2 separate regions of the Homo sapiens genome follow, and region 2 is linked to region 1. Evidence: read pairs that join two places in POLR2A ChIA-PET (ENCODE). Cell type or tissue: GM12878. All regions are shown on one strand. Links, peaks and the distances in the headings refer to the core of each region. The heading gives the core; the rest is flanking DNA.

Evidence for each region. ChIA-PET counts read pairs that join two places held together with the same protein. Peaks named below come from ENCODE experiments on the same cell type or tissue, not always from the same donor. Only the 100,000 strongest peaks of a DNase experiment are listed, where the experiment ranks them.
Region 2: POLR2A ChIA-PET joins it to region 1 with 13 read pairs; 10 of 35 experiments call an interaction of 5 or more read pairs at or near these places.

The regions. Positions count from the first base shown.
Region 1 is chrX:10,092,824-10,103,217 of GRCh38, reverse strand. It overlaps WWC3 (WWC family member 3), which reads right to left. Exons shown (of 24, transcript NM_015691.5): 8 at 8,937-9,086; 9 at 4,639-4,712. Among named protein-coding and RNA genes, the nearest start is that of CLCN4, 59 kb to the left of the region's middle. RefSeq lists an enhancer at 4,785-4,834. In GM12878, for the core only: no CTCF peak of the experiment used is centred there; DNase peaks (open chromatin) are centred at 4,827 and 5,016; H3K4me3 peaks cover 1,468 bases; H3K27ac peaks cover 1,562 bases.
Region 2 is chrX:9,998,734-10,009,127 of GRCh38, reverse strand. No RefSeq gene overlaps it. Among named protein-coding and RNA genes, the nearest start is that of WWC3, 11 kb to the left of the region's middle. In GM12878, for the core only: no CTCF peak of the experiment used is centred there; a DNase peak (open chromatin) is centred at 5,357.

The DNA.
Region 1 (10,394 bases), core at 1,628-9,627:
TGTGGAATGACTGGAGGCAGAAACAATCACACCAAGGGGACTGGAGACGTGCACCGCCGCATCTGGGAACCAGAGCCCGGAGGGAGCTGCAATCAATGACTCAGCGAACTGCAATCTCCACTGCGGACTCCACCGACAAGAACACTTCATGGATGTTTCTCAGCAGCTTCAAGTCCACTGAAAACACCAAACTCATGGTCAAAACCAAGATCTGCCTTTCAAATGACCCTCCACTTTACTGTGAGCCTCTGGAAACCCTGTTTAGGGTCATCCTTCTCCTTTAATTCCAGGGAGAGCACCATCTCAGTCACACTTCCCCCAGGCCAGTCCAATTTAAGAAAGGGGATGTGCTGATGGCAACAATTTAGGACTGCCAGCTTGTTATTTTGCCAAGTAAAGACTTTTGGAAAAAACCAATTCACATCAATGATCATCATTAGTTAATTAAGAGAAAGATGTTTTAACAGAAAAAAATATATATGAAAAAATGTATATTAAACACGTATTATAAATATAATATATAAAAATATACAATAAATATGTATTAAATATATATAAAACATATATTAATTATATATATTTATATGTATGTATGTACATATGTATGTATCTCTGAGAATGAGAGGCTTCTTTGACTGGAAAGCAGCGAGTTGGCTTTAGGAACACCTGCCGCTGGCCCTCCTTTTTCCCATGCACTGTGGACTAAGGACACCTCAGGCTGGGCTTGGGAAGCAGAGGCCTGCCTGTCGGCCAACGGTACCACCCCCTTTTCGTTCCTTCACAGCCACTGGGCCCGTGGACATAAGTGTCTTCTCAGGTGTACTTCCTCTTCTTGTTTCCTCCAGCCCCAGCCATCCCCTCTCGGACCTTTTACTACACCCCTCTGGCCAGTCTCGTCCTCGCCAGGCCTTTGATTGGACTTCCTCAGGCTCAGTCCTGGCATCTCCTCTTTTCTCCCTGTGTTCCATCTCCCAAGGTGAGCCCAGCTGCTCGGTGACTTCATCTCTATGCCATCTGGGTTCCTCAAATGGCCCTCCTCCACATACCACCATCTGAATGGCTCACACTTAATCTTTCCAACTCAAACGTCCCAGCATGCCCAGCAATTCTGACCCCTCTTCGGGGCATCGTGGCCCCCATGCCGTGGCCTGCCTCCCTGCTCATGCATCCTCCATTCCAGCCTGGCTGGCCTTTGCTCTGCAATTCCAGGCCAGTCCAGCTGCTGCAGAGTGACACCTTACCCCCACTCCTGACCCCCACTCTTACCTGAGAAAGCCCATCCCCAATGGACGGCGACTGGAATCCCAGCACTCCTTCAGGACCCAACTCCAATGCCATTTTCTCCAACCCCCAAGGAGAGGATTAATTATGGAGTTCAAAGGCTAGTAGCCCTTTTGAATGTCCATGAAGGCCCAGAACTGTTAGTCTAGCTCGGTGTGTTGACGTATCACACCTTGAACATAGTCCTTGAAAGGGAGAGACAGTTCCTTGCCTACCTCAGATCCCTAAAGGCACCCATGTCTTGAAGCCCTTTCCCTTCTCAAGTCAAGGCGAGAGACCCCAAGGCTCACACCTGGATGGAGGTTTGAGGAAGGGACCCAGGAGCAGAGCAGTTGGCCTGGAGCTGACCTGGCCCCGGGACTGCCCTGGCTTGCCCCGTCCCAGGGGCAAAGGCCAAATAGCAAATGCAACCACACGGGACCCTCATTTACTCATTCAATAAATATTCACCAAGTATGTAGCTGCTGGGCTTACAGCAATGACCTACAATCCCTGCACTCATGAGGGTTATTTACATTTTCACAGGGAGAGACAGGCAGTAAGAAAAGTAAACACTGGTTAGGTAATAACATTTGCTCAGCCAATCAGGGGGACCGGGGTGAGGACAGGGTGGTGAGGTTTTATTCAGGATGGTCAAGGAAACCTCTCTTAACAAGGTGATCAAAAGGAGAGGTCATGTGACAATTTGGAGAAAAGCCACCCCATTCCAGACAGAGAAGACAGAACAGGCCAAGGGCACTGTATGAGTTTGCTCTTTTCTGCCCCAAATTACCACAAGCTTAATGGCTTAAAGCAACACCTATTATTCCCTTACAGTTCTAGAGGGCAGAAGTCGAAAATGGGTCTACAGGGCTGCGTTCTTTCTGGAGGTTCCAGGGGAAAATCTGTTTCTTTGCACCTTCCAGCTTCTAGGGGCTGCCCGTGCTCCTTGGCTCCTGGCCCCACACTATTCTGATCTCTGATTCCAACCTCACATCTCCTTCTCTACTGCCGACCGTCCTGTCTCTCTCTTATGAGGACTCTTGTGATGACACTGAGCCCACCTGGATCATATAGGCTCATTTCCCCATCATCTCAGGATCCCTAATTTAATTACATCCACGAAGTCCCTTTTGCCATGGAAAGCCACATCTTCACAGGCTGTGGAGATCAGGATGCAGACACCTTGACGGACCATCATTCTGCCAGCTGCAGATGCTAGGTCAGGAGTTGGCTCGGTGGGACTGAGGCCCGGTGGGAGGCCCGAGGGGCTGCTCAGTGCAGGCGTGCTTGTACATCTGAGGAACATCGAGGGGCCGATTGGCTGGAGCAGGGTGAGTGGGGAGCAGGCTGATGCCTGTGAGTCAGCAGGCGACCTGCTCATGTAGGCCCCTTGTTGTCCATGCATCGTGAAGATTCAGGAGCAAGACAGGAAGAAGCCCCAGGGCGAGGTTTCTGGACCTTGGCACCGCGGCCATGCTGAGCCGGGTAAGTCTTTGCTGCGGGGGCCATCCTGTACACAACAGGATGTCAAGCAGCCTCCCTGGCCCCTGCCCTAGAGTTGGGACACCTAAACATGTCTGCAGACACTGCTGGAGGTCTCCTGGAGGGTGAAGGCCTTGCTCCCTGTGTGGAGCCCCACTATGCTAGTGGGAAAAGGACAGGCAGCACCTGTGCAGGCCCACCCAGGTGGAGTTTAAAAGAAATCTCTGATTTTTAAATGCTCCAACACAGCCCACAGAGGCACTTCTGACATGCCGCTACTGTCAGTGGAAGGTGGACCTTCCTCTGTAGCTGTGGTGCGTTTCCTAACAAGGTTCTGGCCATCTTGAAATAATATGGTATTTTATTCAAAAGAACTGATGAAGTACCATGCCTGCCCCTTGAACAATTTTCTTAAATACTCGACTTTTCACCCAAATGTATTATCCCAACATTTAGAAGGTTACTCACCATATACTGGCACCATCTCTAGAAAACAAAGAAATCACTTGCTATGTTTGGTAAATGTCACAACCAAACACGTAACAATCATGTTCCTAAGTGTAGCAAATTCCAGCACCCACACTCCGCAGTTTCACCAGAAACAGGCAAGAGCAGACGAATACTCAGAAGAGACAATCGCTCCTCACAAACTCTTGCAGGCTACAGAGAAGGAATATGCATGATAATGAAGAATCACCACACAGACAACTGGTATTGCCAAATGAACTTGGCACTGTTCTGTGGGGAAATTTAAAGCCCACCACGAGTCCATCCTAAAAAGCCAAGAGGCACTGGTTAGAAAACCTCCTAGAAAACAGAAGGCCCATGTCCGTTTAAGTTGGCCCTGGAGCACTGAATCATATGATGTGCTTTTGTTGCTATTTTTACATTTTTTAAAAAGCCAACAAAGTAGCTTTCCAGACGTCCATGAATGGTACAGTGTGCTGAGCAGGCCTAACTGTTTAGCTTCCAGAAAGAACTCCCTCACCCCACCCGACATTCTGCTATTCTGCTCTCCCCGCCCCCCATGACAATATTTCATTTGTGACTCAAGTAACTTTTTAAAAAAGATATGCTTGATACTCTTCTGAAGCACTTATTTGGAAATAATTTGGCTTTAAGACTCTTTCCAGAAGGCACAAACTAGAGAAAGTCCCTAAAAAGAGAATACAAAAGTCAGAGAGGAGAAGAATATTGAAAACGGGAGCCCTGCACAGCTGAGGAGACACGTGACGCCCTAAAATACTATGCCATGCGAGGGTTCGGAAGCCTCTCAGCTTTGTGCATGTCAGAGGATGAAGACTGGAAGGGAGGGAGGGAAGTGAGGAAAGAGAAACACAAGTGCACAAAGTGGGTCAAGCTGCAATTTGCAGGAGGCCAATGGTTTACGACACAGGACAACATAAATGGAATGAAATCAATTAGGTACTGCTCACCTGTTGACCTAATGCTTATTGAATGTCTTATAACCAAGATACATGGCTTTGCCCATTAGCTTATGGAGTTAGAAGCCACACATATAAAAGATCAAGTGGTTTCACTTATGACACCCTCTGGAACTGATGCTCGTCTATTGGAAGGAGGGAAGGGAAGGAGGGGTAGAGGTTCTGAACCACCGGGGATGACAAAGCCAAAAAAGTTTCTATTCTTATGGAATCACGTCTGTATAACTGTTTGTAATATTGCAAATTTCACATTTTAAATGCACTTGAAATGTTGTCATATGTATGTATTAAGCTACACGTAAATGAAGATCCTTGACTTGGTATTCTATCAAACGCTGTTCTCCGATGAGACGTGACCAATCACACACAGGAACTATGCCACGCTTCCTTCCACAGGAGAAAGTAAGTAAGTAAGCAGAAGGCGAGGTTGGAAAAAAGTGCTTCTTACCTCTTTCTGGCTTCTTCATATTGCCAATTAAGTCTGACTCGGTCTACAAGTCTTGTTTTATCATCAAAGACAAACTTTCCGGAACAGAAGAGAGAAAAAAAGAAAGGAAACGCATATTAAAAACATATTTCCAAAATAGCAACTTCACTTAAACTTTCGGCAGCAATGAGAAATATTCTTCATCTCTTTCACTTTCAATCTGTGCAAGGTCTGGAAGGAAACACTGAATAACCCTTTGCGGCCACCCCTGGCTGGGGAGGGGGGAGGGGGAAGGGAAGACTCTTGCTTGCCTAAACTGGTAGGGTTTTTTGTTTTTTTTTACAGCAGCAGCATATCTATCTATTCTGTAATTCCAAACAACAACCACAAATTAGGTTTTAAAAGAAGTAGGAAATTACTTAGTAAAAGTTGATACAAAGGCAAAAACCAGTCACCCGATTTTGTGCAGTACATTCTCTAATTCCTCAGTAAACGTAAAATAATGATGTTCTACTCAGAAGCTCCACGGTCTGAGGAAGCTGGACTAGCTGTGTGACGGATGGGCTGGTGGACGCCTTCTGATGCCACGAGGTGTGTTAAAGAACCAAGGGCAAGCCAGGCGCGGTGGCTCACGCCTGTAATCCCAGCACTTTGGGAGTCTGAGGCGGGCGGATTACGAGGTCAGGAGATCGAGACCATCCTGGCTAACACGGTGAAACCCCGCCTCTACTAAAAATACAAAAAATTAGTCGGGCGTAGTGGCAGGCGCCTGTAGTCGCAGCTACTCGGGAGGCTGAGGCAGGAGAATGGCATGAACCCAGGAGGCGGAGCTTGCAGTGAGCCGAGACTGAGCCACTGCACTTCAGCCTGGGCGACAGAGCAAGACTCCGTCTCAAAAAAAAAAAAAAAAAAAGAACCAAGGGCAAAAGGAAAGCAAGCAAGGTCTCAAAAAGCCAGAGCTCGGGGAGTACCAATATAGAGTTAGCCTAAATGCGGTGCTCTGTGACGAGTAGATATACTTAAATATTTTTGTACCAGTTACATTGATGACAATAAAATCCTACACAAAACAAAAAAAGACATGTACAGGAAGTAACTGTAGTACATTTTGGTTAATTCCTCATTCCTGCAAATATTCACACAACTCCAGTTTCAATAAATCAGCTCCATCTGTTGATCTGACCTTACTAGATCACATATTATGGCCACCAAGTCTTTACATTTTTGAAATAACTTCCCATCAACAAGTATCTGAAAATATTCAACTTGAATGATTAGCAGTGAATTTATCGACACGAGTTTTGATCTATGTTGATGAAAAATGTCTTCGCAAATTTATTGCCTTGAATGGCAAGATGAAAAAGTGCCTTACAAGGGACTGAGCATTCTCCAACCAGAATGACAATTGTTCATGGTTTCTTTTTTTGAGACAGGGTCTCGCACTATTGCTCAGACTAGAGTGCAGTGGCACAATCACAGCTCACTGCAGCCTCAACCCCTTGGGCTCAAGCGATCCTCCTGCCTCAGCCTCCCAAGTAGCTGGGACTACAGGCATGAGCCACCACGCCCAGGTGGTTGCCCAGCCATGTTGCCCAGACTGGTCTTCAACTCATGGGCTCAAGCAATCTGGCCACCTCTGGCCACCTCAGCCTCCCAAAGTGCTAGGATTACAAGCATGAGCCACTGTGCCTGGCCACAATTATACATGTTTAAACGGCCTCATCCAATGCTCCTCTCCAGCTTCCTCAGTATAAATATATTTAAGTGGCAGTGCCACAGCTCCAAAAGCTGTCCACAGTGGAGATGAGCTACTTGCCATTTCAGTCCCCTCTTTATTAGTGACCCTGCAATCAACTCATCAAGATCAGTAAACATCATCTCTCAAACCTCTTCTCAAAGCTGTATGCACCTCTCTCTAAGCTTTGTTTCTGTACTCTTCTTTGAGAATTAAATGGACATTTTAGTGAAAAGAAAAGACAGCCAAATGGATCCAAGAGACTCCTGCTTCAGAGTTCCTATGCAGCGCTACAGCGTGTGCAACCCTGTGGCTGCAAATCTCCAGTCTCAAAAAGCACATCTGACATACAGCAATATCCACCCCACAAAACAGACTCAACACAAGCACAAAGTGAGGTAGGCAGACTTCTAAGAAGGCCCCTAATGACCAACACCTCCTGGGATTCTCCCCGTGTGAAATTCCCTCCCCCTGAGAATAAACTGGGTCTATAACTTGACTCTAACCAATAGAACAGAACAAAGGTGATGGGAAGTCATTTCTGTGAATAGGTTACAAAAGACTGTGACTTCCATCTTGCTAGCAGACTCTCAGCTGGTACACTTTGACGAAGCAGGCTGCCGTGCTGGAGCAGCCCATGTGGCAAGGAACTGAAGCCCTCAGTCCAGCAACCTGTGAGGAACTGAATCCTGCCAACAATCACATGAGCTTAAGAGTGGCCCCTCCCCCAGGTGAGCTTTTGGATGAGACCACAGTCCTGGCTGACACCTTGATTGCAGGGAAGTTCCTGAGAGACCCTGGAGCAGAAGACCCAGCCCAGTCTCCTGGACCACATCAAGCATGAGATAATAAAGGAGTGTTGTTGTAAGAGGCTAGGTTTTGGGGAAATCTGTTATGCAGCAATGGTTAGCTAATACAGTCATAGCCTTTTGATCTATTTTTCTATAACATGATGTGGTTTCTTAGAAAGTACAGGGGTTTAGGGATGAGAAATGTTTCAAAACCAGACCTGCCTCTCCTCAGCTACAAGACCTTAGGTAACCTGGCATCTCGGTCTCCTGCACATCACACAGGATGGGAACAACTACTTAAACTGAGATAACAGCTATGAGATTGCTGACCTAGGGTCAGCCCCGGTAAACTTCAGGAGCTTATCAACAATGAGCAGTGACTGCTCAAGTAGCATAACCAGCCACCACTCCTCACCTGACATTTTTAGAAGGGTTGACCTAAATCACTGGAGAACCTTCTATCTTAACTGTTTCTCTCAAACTAAATTCTAATTCTAACCTTACAATAAGCAGCAATGAATTATTCACGAATTCAATGAGTCTTACACTTGTTTCCTTCTCTCGCTCCAAAATCTTTACGCAAAAATGCCAAACATTTTTGAATTACAGATTCTCCTCTGTGTGTTACAGATGGCGACCATATTCTTTCATCCAAAGAAGATGCCTAGTCAAAAACGGCCAAGTGTACGTTTGGAACAACGCAGGCAAATTTGAAAATAGGACTGTTCCAGGACACCCAAGACATAAAGGGCCGTGATTTCCTACATTATACTCCACTCGAAGAGGCACTAGTTGCTAAGATTTCAAAATATTAATTAGCTAATTATTTAAAACCCAGAGTTTTCCATCAATTGTTTTTTCCTCCTTTTGTTGCTTTCCTTTTATTTATTTAATTTCGGGGGAGGGGTGGCACTGTGCATTCCATTGATACCTCATCTTTACTTAATAATCCTTAAAAAAAAAAAAAGAAGCTCTTTAAACTGTTTTTCCATTTGGTAACAAATTAATGTCAAGCTTCACTCAATGATATTACAATACTAGCGTCTTTGAATATCCACCATCCTGCTTCAAATGGTGATTTTCCCAACTTTGTTTTTGTGGCTAACTCAAGGCTTCGCTAATTAACAAAGGAGGCATTATGACATTCTTCCAAGTCTCAAACAAAAATGACTTTTAGTTCAATTCAATTTCCTGACATTCTTTTAGAAGAGTAAGAAACAGCAATAAAGTAACACCCAAGGTGGCACAGCTATAAAGCCTTTGGAAATCAGTGGTCTAAGGCAGGAATCAGTAACTATGGCCCTGGGGCCAAATCCAGCCCACTGGCTGTTCCGTAAGTGAACGTTTGAGCAGCTCGAGGCCCCAGTCTTACATGCTTGCAAGGCATCTCTGTTATGGCTGCATGTACACTACAATGACAGGGTGGGGCAGTTCCAGCAGAACTACCTGCAAAGCCTAAAATAGTGACTATATTTACTATCTGGCCCTTCACAGAAAAAGCGTGGGGACTCATGCTCTAAAAAGTGATATGTCTGTCAAAAGAACAGTGAAACTCAACTCTCACAAGGAGTATGTCATTTATAAGAGTCCAAATCATAAGGGCAGCAGTAATAAGCAATTCAATTGTATCACACAGCTGGATGTGAGACACAACACTTTTTCTTCAAACTTAATGGCACAAAAGTGAAGGCATTTCTTAAGTGAACATGGAAAATTACACCAAACCAGTGATGGCAACACTGAAGCAGCCCTCCCCTCTCCCGGTGCATTTCTCCCCCTGGGCGCGCATATACCTCCCCGATGATATCAGTCTGGGAGCCGGCATCGCAGAACTGCTGGGGTACACCAGCATCGCCAGGCACGCCTACATGGTGAGGGAAGTCCACTAGAGAGTCGGTAACGGAGCAGCTGTTCTTGAAGCTATCGGTCAGCTTGGCCAGGCTCTGGAACACAATGAGACAAGCTCTTTGAACGGAGATGGTGATGTGTCTCTTCCCTCCAGAAGTGGTTCTCTCATTTGTTTTAGGTCTGCTGCATTATTTATTACTGAACAGTTGCCCCACCTCACCCCCATGCTCGTTAGATTTCACATAAATGCCCTTCATCACAGGCACCTCTAATAAAATTCTTAGTCATTTAAATCACATCGCAACTAAGTCCCCCTGGCAGCATGTGAATAAAATAGAGGACAATTATGGTACCATTTTTACTGGTTCTTAAACCTTCATGTTTCCTAAAGAAAAAAATAAGTATTTCTATCGAAAATGTAAATGAGCCTGACAGAGATGAATGCTGCCTTGAGATTGTTACAGAGGAAAAACAGGGAAGGGGAAAACAGCTCCCAGACAATGCTTACGTATTTCTTTTTCAGTTCTTTGAGTTGCTGTTTTAGCTTACGTATTTTTATAAACCTCATTTCTCAGTCATAATTCTACATGGTCAAAAGTAATCTCATATGTATGTTGGTTTGCCAAAAATTAGAGTTAGTATGCATTCTGGCACATGAAATCTCTCTGTGTGGCAGTTTTAAGCAGAAATCAGAATTCTGATTTTTTTTTTTTTTTTTTTTTTTTTTGAGAGAGGGTCTCACTCTATCACTCAGGCTGGAGTGCAGTGGCACAATCATAGCTCACCGTAGCCTCGACCTCCTTGGCTCAGGTGATCCTCCGACCTCAGCTTCCTGAGTACTTGGGACTACAGGTATGCCACCACACCCAGCTAAACTTTTGTTTGTTTGTTTGTTTTTGTAGAGACCAGGTCTCACTATGTTGCCTGGGCTTTTCTCAAAGTTCTGGGCTCAAGCTATCCTCCTGCCTCAGCCCCCCAAAGTGCTGAGATTATAAGCATGAGCCACTGCACCCAGCCAGAAATCAGATTTTTGACCATTTCTTTTAGACTTCTGAATATATTCACTTTCAGCAAATTTTACTACAGACACCAGAACCAAAAATGCCCAAGTGCAGTAGAACTCACAAAACTGGCTTGAGATTGAGATAAGGCCTTCTTGGGAGGGGCCAATATTGTTAAGTTCACATAAGAAAGGCAAAACAACTTATTTAACCTGGATAGAAGAGGACTCTGCCTGTGCCTCTTCCTGGAGCTTCTCAGAGTTTGAGAGGCTATGGAGACGTCAAAGAAGGTGCTCGAGCCTGAAGCTTCTTCCAGAAATTCTATCTGTTGCCTCCACGGTGGGAATTCAAGCAAGGCAAATGAGTGGCTGGCCCTGGTGCTGCACACGGTGGCCTCAGAGA
Region 2 (10,394 bases), core at 1,680-9,679, 94 kb after region 1:
AGGGATGTATAGACAAATAGCTCCAATATATATATATCCAAACTCTCTCTCTCTCTCTCTCTCTCTCTCTCACACACACACACACACACACAGAGAGAGAGAGAGAGAGAGAGAGAGAAAGAGGCAGACAGAGAGAGATATTTATCATAAAGAATTGGCTCATGGAATTATGGAGGCTGACAAATCCCAGGATCTGCAGTTGGCAAGCTGGAGAGCTGATGATGGCACAGTTCCAGTCCAAGTCTGACAACCTGAAAACCAGGAGAGCTGATGGTGTCAGTTCCAGTCTGAAAGTGAGCAGGCTTGAGATCCAAGAGGAGCCAATGTTTCAGTTTGAGTCCAGAGGCAGGAAAAGCCCAACATTCCAGCTCAAGCAGTCACACAGCAAGAGCACCCTCCTACCCAGCCTTTGTGGTCCAGCCAGGCCTTCAACTGATTGGGCAAGGCCCACCGACACTGAGAAGGCAGTCTACAATTCAAATGTGGATGTCATCCAGAAACACCCTTACACACACACAACCAGAGTAATGTTTGACCAAATATCTGGGCACCCCGTGGCCCAGTGGCCCAGTCAAGTTGACACATGAAATTAACCATCACACCTCCTGACTTTATAACTAGTTGTTCTTTGTTTCTATGACTCTTTCTTTCTTTCTCTCTCTTTTTTTTTTCAGGTAGTGTCTCACTTTGTCACCTAGGCTGGAGTGCAGTGACGCAAACATGGCTCACTGCAGCCTCAATCTCCCGGGCTCAAGCAATCCTCCCCGCTCAGCTTCCAGAGTAGCTGAGACCACAGGCACAAGCCACCATGCTCGGCTAATATTCTAACTTTTTGTAGAAATGGGGTCTCACTATGTTGCCCAGGCTGGTCTCAAACTCCTGGACTCAAGAGATCTGCCCACCTTGGCCTCCCAATGTGCTGGGATTCCAGGCGTGAGCCACTGCACCTGGCCTGTTTCTAGGACTCTTTCTGCTCACAGTGTGGCTCGTGGACCAGCAGCGGCAGCATCACGGGGGAACTCATTGAAATGTCCACCCCAGGGCTGTTAGTTTAAGAAGCATCATATTACACCCCATGGAAGAGGATGGTGTGGGGGTGTAGGCATCTACAAAAACTTACTTTACAATATCGATTCACAGAGCCATCTGGGTAGTATTTGCCTTACTTCACCTCATAATCAAGAGGGGTTTATTTATCATTTAAGAGGTGCCAAGCCCTATGGCAATCCCTGAGCAAAGTGTAATCACAAGCCACTTTCACACTTGCTCTGCATGATAAGCACATTGAAGAGCCTGGATCTGTTTGTGACTCAGCTTTAGGCTTGCACAGTAATATACAGTTCAACTTCCCTGGCCCAGAAGTAGAAATGGAGAAGAAGCCAGCTGCAGGCCAACCACACTGTAACAGAGCTTGATTTTTGCCTTAGCTTACTATGCGTCTCCCCTGCCTGATGTCCCAACCCAGGGTCAGCTACATAGTTTGTGCTCTACGTTTTGCAGTGCAAAATGAAAACGCAGGACCCCTTGTTCCAAAAAAAAAAAAATCTCAAGAATTTCCAGATGGTAACAGTGGACCACTACAATAAGCACAAGCCCTTTGGAGCACAGTACCCTGTACAATTGCACAGGCAGCAGCCTTTGAAGCCGGCTCTGTCCATACCTTTCACTTCTAGTCAGGTGACCTTTGAAAATTCCAAAGAAACAACAATTTTCAGTGACAGCAGAGGAGATTGTTTTTGAGAATGGGACTCTGTCCCTGCAAATCAAACTACTTGCTGCCCAAGCCTTCTCTGCCAGCCCAGGTACTTCCCCGAGGTCAGCATGACCCCGTTGGCAGGAAGAACCTCCACTGCTCTTGACTCTCTTGGGTCCCTGGTGCTGGGGGTTGAATTGTGCTCCCCCACCCAAAAAAAGGATACGCTGAGGGCCTAGCCCTGGGTACATGTGGATGTGGCTTTATTTGGAAATGGGGTATTTGTAGATGCAGTTACTTAAGATGAGGTCATACTGGAGTAGGGTGGGCCTTTAATCTAATATGACTGGTGTCATATCATAAGGGAGGGCAGAAGGAACGCAGACACCAGGGTCATGTAAAAATGGAGGCAGAGATTGGAGTAATGAGGCCACAAGGCAACGAATGCCAAGGATTTCTGGCAAGCACCAGAAGCTGGGAGAGAGGCATGGAACAGATTCTACCCTGGAGCCTTCGGAGAGAGAGTGGCCCTGCCTCACACCTGCATTCCAGGCTTCTGGCCTCCAGAACTGTGAGAGAATCCATTTGTGTAGGTTTAAGCCATCAGTTTGTGGTCCTTTGTTACAGTGGCGCTAGGAAACTAACATGCCTGGAACCTTGCCCCCAGGCTCCTGCTGCTGCTTCAGTAGGGAACAGAGTCTATAGAACTCTGTTCACAGGGTCCCAATCAGTGCTGGGAAATCACAGGAAACAGAAGCCTGCCATGAAAGCCCCCAGAGATCCCACCAAACCCAGGAGCCCCAGGCATGACATGCTGGACCTCTCAAGTACATGCCGTAAACTGTAGCAGCCATATCCAGTGTAGACCAGAGGCAAACCACAAATGCCCACATTGGCCATGAGTTGCCCAAAGTTCAGATTTACCTTGGATCCCTGGCTATCCAACTTGCAGATGAGCAAAGTGGCTCTTTATAGAAGCATTCCAGATAATCCTAAAGGAGTGATGAAATTAGAGTTAGAATGAACAAATAGAACTTACAAGGGTTGACTAGATCTCAGCTTTGAGCATTACTGGCTGCTAACATCACAAAAAAGAAAGATGGCTAGACCCACTCTATGGTACTTTATTATAGACAGAACAGACTAAGACACCAGGATTTCTCACAGTAGCACGTCATGTCTCTCTTTTTTTTTTTTTTTGACAGAGTTTTTGCTCTGTTACCCGGGCTGGAATGCAATGGCGCAATCTCGGCTCACTGCAAACTCCGCCTCCTGGGTTCAAGCGATTCTCCCACCTCAGCCTCCCAAGTAGCTGGGATTATAGGCACCCGCCACCACGCCCAGCTAATTTTTGTAGTTTTAGTAGAGACGGGGTTTCACCATGTTGGCCAGGCTGGTCTCAAACTCCTGACCTCAGGTGATCTGCCCTCCTCGGCCTCCAAAAGTGCTGGGATTACAGGCATGAGCCAATAACCCCTACTGAATTTGTATTTGTGCTTACTTGTTAATATCTCTTCTCCCCTACTCGACTAGAACAGTGGTTCTCAACGAGGTGATTTTGCCCCCCAGAGACATTTGGCAATATCTGAGATATTTTTGATTGTCAAGACTATGGAGAGGGAAGAGGCGGTGCTGCTGGCATCTAGTGGGTAGAGGACACTGATTATAGGCTGCTAAACCTCATTCAAGGCACTGGACAACAAAGACTTACCAGCCTAAAACGTCAATAGCACCAAGGCTGAGAAATCCTGGGCAAGAAGCAACAGGAGGAAAAGAGCCATGTTTCATTCTCCACTGTCTATCTGCAAAGAGCAGGTAATCCAGATATATTTCTTAAATGAATAAAGGATTATCTTGTTAATCGCTAACATCACACCTTCTTGTCAATAAATGACCTCAAAATCGGTGACCACGGCTCAGACAAGGCCATTTTTTGAGGTATCCAAAATTGAATATTATTTGGAGTATTCATAAAAAGATATCTTCCTGCTGTCATCACAAAAAGAGAGACACCAGACATGCTGTGCCTTTAGGGAAGAAAACACCACCACCTACAAGAAAATCCTTCCCCAAAACCCAAATCTGATTAAAGCCTCTAGAAAGATTCCACAGATTCCAAAGGCCTTCATTAGCAAATAGAAAGGACATTTATCTATCTATCTTAGGATTCCTTTAAGCGCAAAGGTCTTTAGAGCTGGAGGGAAAAATACACATCTTAAGAACCAGATAAATACAAAATCTCAAGTGATCTATGCTGTCAGCCTACAAATGTCCAGGTGTATGTAGAAGAATCAATAACGTGTGTGACTTAAAACTAAGGGTTAGGAGCCTCGAGAGCAACTCCCGTAAATTATGTCATCAGGGACATAGCAATTATGAGTAGGGTTCAAGTACCCCATTAGGGTCATTGACAAGAATTTAGTCAGGGTGCAGCCCAAATCTTGGGTGTGTATACCGGCTCAGTCACTAGGATGGTAACGGTCAGCTGTAAGAGGGTGAATCTTTCAGCTCCAGGAGGATTTAGGGAAAGTACAGCAACTCTTAAGAGAATCAAAACTGTAGGATTCATATTCGGAATGCAGAAAGAATCTGTGCGTATTTGATGTTCCATGTATTCATAAAGTTTAAAAGAATTTCTAAGCTTTGGAAATCACTGTAAAATGTATAATTGAGTAATCTTGTGATCTTAGTTGAAAACTATTTTTTTTCTTGTCACTGACTGGAGGCTCATGAAAACTAAATTATATACAGTGTTGGAACATTCTAAGAGAACTTAAGTTTCACCATGTCAATTTAATTCATTAAATTTAAAAGAGTTATTTGTAAACTTGGGAATGTATTTGTTTATTGAGACAACTGAAGCAATTAAGAAGGGAATTGAGTGTAGTCTGTTACAAGTTTTAAATATATTTTAAAATGCATGAAGGTGTTTAAATTTGTAAATAGGGTCAAGTATTTTCCAAAGGCCTCTTAAAAGTGGTTGCTATTATTTGCTGGACTTAAAATAGAATTTAAAAAGAAAAGAGAATAATAAGATTTCTAGACTGAACTTAGAAGGTTAAAGGAAAACTAGGCATTAGAACTCGTAACTCAAATAAATTGACTGTGAAATTTGTAAACCTGAATAAATCCCTTTTTGTGCACACACAACACTCTTGAAGGCTATGATCAACACTTCCGAAAGGTCATACAATGTCCAGATGAATGTGCTCGTGTAAAAAAATTACAAACTTATCTTTGCAATCCTATGTCAATAATGGCAAACCATATTGAAATACCATATTATTTACCAGATAAATTCCACCCTAACTCAGAAAGCTTACTCACCTCTCCAGAGTCTGCTTGAAGCTGATAAGATCTGATATGATGCAAGTTGCCTTCCTGCTAAGGGGCTTGTGTTTTCGTTTTTGCACAATCTCAATCTAACTTTCTGCCCTTGTTTTACATTCTCTCCCATTTATAGATTTGTGTGTGTGTGTCTGTGTATTTGTGTGTGATTTGGTTGTCATCTCAATAAGCTATTTCATCACTAACCAACTGATTTATGCTCCTTATAAAGGATCAGTTTAACTCTGTCACTTTAGCTAGAAGTGTTGATAGAAGGTCCTAATAATGCTGTTTGCAGCCATATGTGCTTTGGAAGTTACCGAGCTCTGACCGGGTGAATTCCACTGTGGTCTGATTGTGGCCAACAACAAAATGAGTCAACCATTCTCTGTGGTCCACAGAGCAGCACCATCAGCATCCTCATTAAAAATGGGGATTCTCGGCCGGGCGCAGTGGCTCACATCTGTAATCCCAGCACTTTGGGAGGCCGAGGCAGGCGGATCACGAGGTCAAGAGATCGAGACCATCCTGGCCAACATGGTGAAACCCTGTCTCTACTAAAAATACAAAAATTAGCTGGGCATGGTGGCACGCACCTGTAGTCCCAGCTACTTAGGAGGCTGAGGCAGGAGAATCGCTTGAACCTGGGATGCAGAGGTTGCAGTGAGCCAAGATCGTGTCACTGCACTCCAGCCTGGCGGCAAAGCGAGACTCAGTCTCAAAAAAAAAAAAAAAAAAAAAATGCGGGGAGTATTCTCAGGCCACACCCTGGACCTACAAAATCAGAATCTGCTCTTTAACAAGCTCCTCAGAATCAGAACCTGCTCTTTAACAAGCTCCTCAGGTGATTCCCATGCACATTAAGTTGAAGAAGCATTGATGAAGAAGGGGAGAAATGGGTGGGGCTAATAAAAAGAAGCATCAATCTAGACAAAAGTTCAGGTAACAGTAATCACTGTTTCAGTGATGTGTTGCTTGAGTTTTATGCTCAACAGAGTGCACAGTAGCATTTATTTATTTTTATTTTATTCTATTTTTGAGATGGGGTCTTGTTCTGTCACCTAGGCTGGAGTGCAGTGGCACAAACATGGCTCACTGCAGCCTCAACCTCCTGGGATGAAGCTGTCATCTCACCTCAGCCTCCCATGTAGCTGGGATCACAGGCACGTGCCATCATGCCTGGCTAATTTTTTGTAGAGACAGGATCTCACTTTGTCATCCAAGCTGGTTTTGAACTCCTGGGCTCAAGCAGTCCTCCCACTTCGGCCTCCCACAGTTTTTGGATTACAGGTGTAAGCCACTATACTCAGCCTTATTTTATGTGTGTGCGCATGTGTGTGTGTGTGTATGTTTTTGAAACGGAGTCTCGCTCTGTCGCCCAGGCTGAAGTGCAGTGGCATGATCTTGGCTCACTACAACCTCCACCTCCCGGGTTCAAGCAATTCTCTGCCTCAGCCTCCTGAGTAGCTGGGATTACAGGCACCCACCACCACACCTGGTTAATTTTTTGGATTTTTTTTAGTAGAGACGGGGTTTCACATCTTGGCAAGGCTGGTCTTGAACTCCTGACCTCATGACCCTCCTGCCTCAGCCTCCCAAAGTGCTGGGATTATAGGCATGAGCCACCGTGCCCACCTGCCCACCTGCCTGCCTTCCTTCCTTCCTTCCTCCCTCTCTCTTTTCTTTTCACCTTTGTTTGTTTGTTTTGTTTTGTTTTGAGGTGGAGTCTCGCTCTGTCGCCCAGGCTGGAGTGCAGTGGCGCAATCTTGGCTCACTGCAAGCTCCACCTCCCAGGTTCACACCATTCTCCTACCTCAGCCTCCCGAGTAGCTGGGACTACAGGCGCCCGCCACCACGCCCGGCTTTTTTTTTTTTTTTTTTTTTTTTTTTTTTGTATTTTTTAGTAGAGACGGGGTTTCACCGTGTTAGCCAGAATGGTCTTGATCTCCTGACCTCGTGATCTGCCCGCCTCGGCCTCCCAAAGTGCTGGGATTACAGGCGTGAGCCACCGTGTCCCGCCTCTCTCTGTCTTTTTTGAGACAGCATCTCACTATTTATGGTTGCCCAGGCTGGCCATAAACTCCTGGACTCAAGTGATTCTCCCACCTCAGCCTCCTGAGTAGCTGGGACTACAGGCGCATGCCACTGTGCCCAACTCTTGATTTTTTTCTAACTAGTTATAAACATAAAAATATTGTTTTCACACTATGCTTTTTTTCACAGTATTTTTTAAATCTAACTAAATGGTGATTTTTTTTTTAAAGGTTCCAAATGTTGGCAAGGGCACCGGAAAGCAGGAATTCCAGGGAATGTGAAGTGGTGCGTTTTTGAGGGCTGGCAATGGGGCCTCACATATATATCAAACACCTTACAAATGTTCGTACTCTTTGACCATTCCTAGGCATTTATCCAAGGAAAATAACCAGAGATGTGCATAAACATTAATGGGCAAGGATATTCATCATAGCATTATTTATAGTATTGAAAAATTGGAAACAGACTCCAACTTGCAGTTCTGGCAACTGGGCAGATTGGGTAATACATCCCCTACCCTCCATATTTCTCCAAACACATAGGCATGCTGTATAAAATAGAATACCAATATCAAATACGCAGACAAGCTAGGAAGAAAAATCCCTTTCCTCAGTCAGAAGGGGGTTGTATCCCTACTTAGACACTCACTGTTAAGGGCTGAGGTTTTCATTCCAGCACGAAAGTAAAAGACATGATGTTGACCCCATAAGACAGGAAGCTAGGCGGAACTGAGACTCCTGCATAAAGCTGGGACATGGACTGACCACCTCCTTCATGAAAGGGAGGAGTAGGCAAACTTCTCATCCTCCCAGGGAAGTAGCAAGGAAGCTTTTTTTTGGAGATGGAGTCTTGCTGTGTCACCCAGGCTGGAGTGCACTGGCGCCATCTTGGCTCACTGCAACCTCCGCCTCCCCAGTTCAAGCAATTCTCCTGCCTCAGCCTCCCGAGTATCTGGGATTACAGGCACCCGTCACCACGCCCGGCTAATTTTTGTATTTTTAGTAGAGACGACGTTTCACCACATTGGCCAGGCTGGTCTCGAACTCCTGACCTCTGGTGATCCGCCCTCCTCAGCCTCCCAAAGTGCTGGGATTACAGGTGTGAGCCACCGTGCCTGGCCAAGGAAGCTTGTTTCTTGTAGATACTCCAAGGGAGGGAATGGAAAACAATCTTAGAAGAAAACAGAATCTCAAGTCCATGCATGGAGTTGTGGAGTGTGAATGCACACCATCCTTGTGGCATGGAAATTCCAGACGAGAAATTAGTGGAAAAACGGGCCCCAGTCCAGTCCCTGGAGTATCTGGCAGAAACAAACGTAATCTACTTGAGAATTAGTAGCCTGAGAAATTAAGATAATAAAACTTAAATACTAAAACTTGGTTGTAGTAACCAGTTATTTTAAATTCTTTTGGAGTTGATGAGACATGAATTCTCAGAGTAGATAAACAAAAACAAATCCACACCTGTACGTGTCATATTAAAACTTCAAAACACAAAAGTTAAGAGAAAAATTTAACAAGAAGAGAGGGAAAAGAATCACCTACAAAGGAAAATGAAGTCATTTGATAATAAGAATCGCACCAGTAACAAAAGAAGCAGGAATGCAACGAATAATATCTTCCACCAGCTGAAAGAAAACACCTGATAATTTAAAACTCTATAACCAGATAAACTAATGTTTAAGAACTTAAGAAACAGGCCGGGTGCAGTGGCTCCAGTCAAGTGTAATCCCAGGACTTTGGGAGGCTGAGGCAGGCAGATCACTTGAGGTCAGGAGTTCAAGACTAGCTAGGACAACATGGCAAAACCCCATCTCTACTAAAAGTACAAAAATTAGCCGGGCATGATGACAGGCGCCTGTAATCCCAGCTACTCAGGAGGCTGAGGCAGGAGAATCACTTGAACCCGGGAGGTTGAGGTTGCAGTGAGCCGAGATTGCACCACTGTACTCCAGCCTGGGTGACAAAGCAAGACTCTGTCTCAAAAAAAAAAAAAAAAAAAAAAAAGAACTTAATAAATAGGCAAAATCTATATTTAAAAACAACAACAACAACTTAAGGCACTACTAGAAGACTCAAAGGAAGTCTTGACCAGAGGGAAGAGCTTGAATAGGAAATCACCAAATTAATCTACTAATTTTATAAAATCCCAAATAGTATAACAATATATTTTTACCAATAGATAAGCTATCTTAAAAATGGAAAACACAGTGAAAGAGTCAGAAAACATTGCAAAAAAGAAGACTAAGTGGAAAAGGCAGGACTTGGTCTGTTTGATACTGAAAGACACTGTAAAGCTGGCATAATTGAAAAAGTGCATTACTGAAGCATTAGTAAGCAGATAGGCTAATGAAGAAGGGAACTGAAATGAGTACACAGCATAAGAAATTAGCACATGATAAAGTGGGGGTGCGAATGTGTGGGGAAAATGGCACGATTCAATCAATAACATTGACCTGGCTGGGTGTGGTGGCTCACGCCTGTAATCCCAGCACTTTGGGAGGCCGAGGCGGGCAGATCATGAGGTCAAGAGATCGAGACCATCCTGGCCAACATGGTGAAACCCCATCTCTACTAAAAATACAAAAATTAGTGGGCATGGTGGTAGGTGCCTGTAATCCCAGCTACTTGGGAGGCTGAGGCAGGACAGTTGCTTGAACCCGGGAGGCAGAGGTTACAGTGAGCCGAGATCGCGCCACTGCACTCCAGCCTGGGCGACAAAGCCAGACTCTGTCTCAAAAAAAAAAAAAAAAACAAAACAAAAACAAAAACCATTGAGCAACTCTGCTGCAGCCACCTGGAGAAAATCTGTGCTGAATTCTCTGGCAGGGACTGGTATCCATCGTCACTGGAATCCATTCTCCCCTTCTTGCAGGACACATGGATACATTTGGTGGCCCCATTTGTGGTTGGGGGTGGCTATAATGTTAAAGTTGTCCATGGAGTGTGGGTAGAAGTAAGAGGTGTGGATTCTGGCCCAGGACTTAAGACATCCTAGAGGTGTGTGTCCTTCATGCTCTCTTTCCTCTTGCCACTTGCTGCTACCCACAGATGGAGGCAGCCCACCATCAAGCTAGAGACAAGGACAACATCCTAGGGGGTGGACCGGAAACAAGAGGAAACCTGAATCCCCAAATGACTCTTTGGAACCAAGTCACCCAGTGATCTCGAGTGTCTACCTCGGTCACTTGGTGAGATTTGTAGTTTAAGTCACTGAATTATTATTATTATTGTTATTTTTTGAGATGGAGTCTCACTCTGTCACCCAGGCTGGAGTGCAGTGGTGTGATCTCGGCTCACTGCAACTTCCACCTCCCAGGTTCAAGCGATTCTCCTGCCTC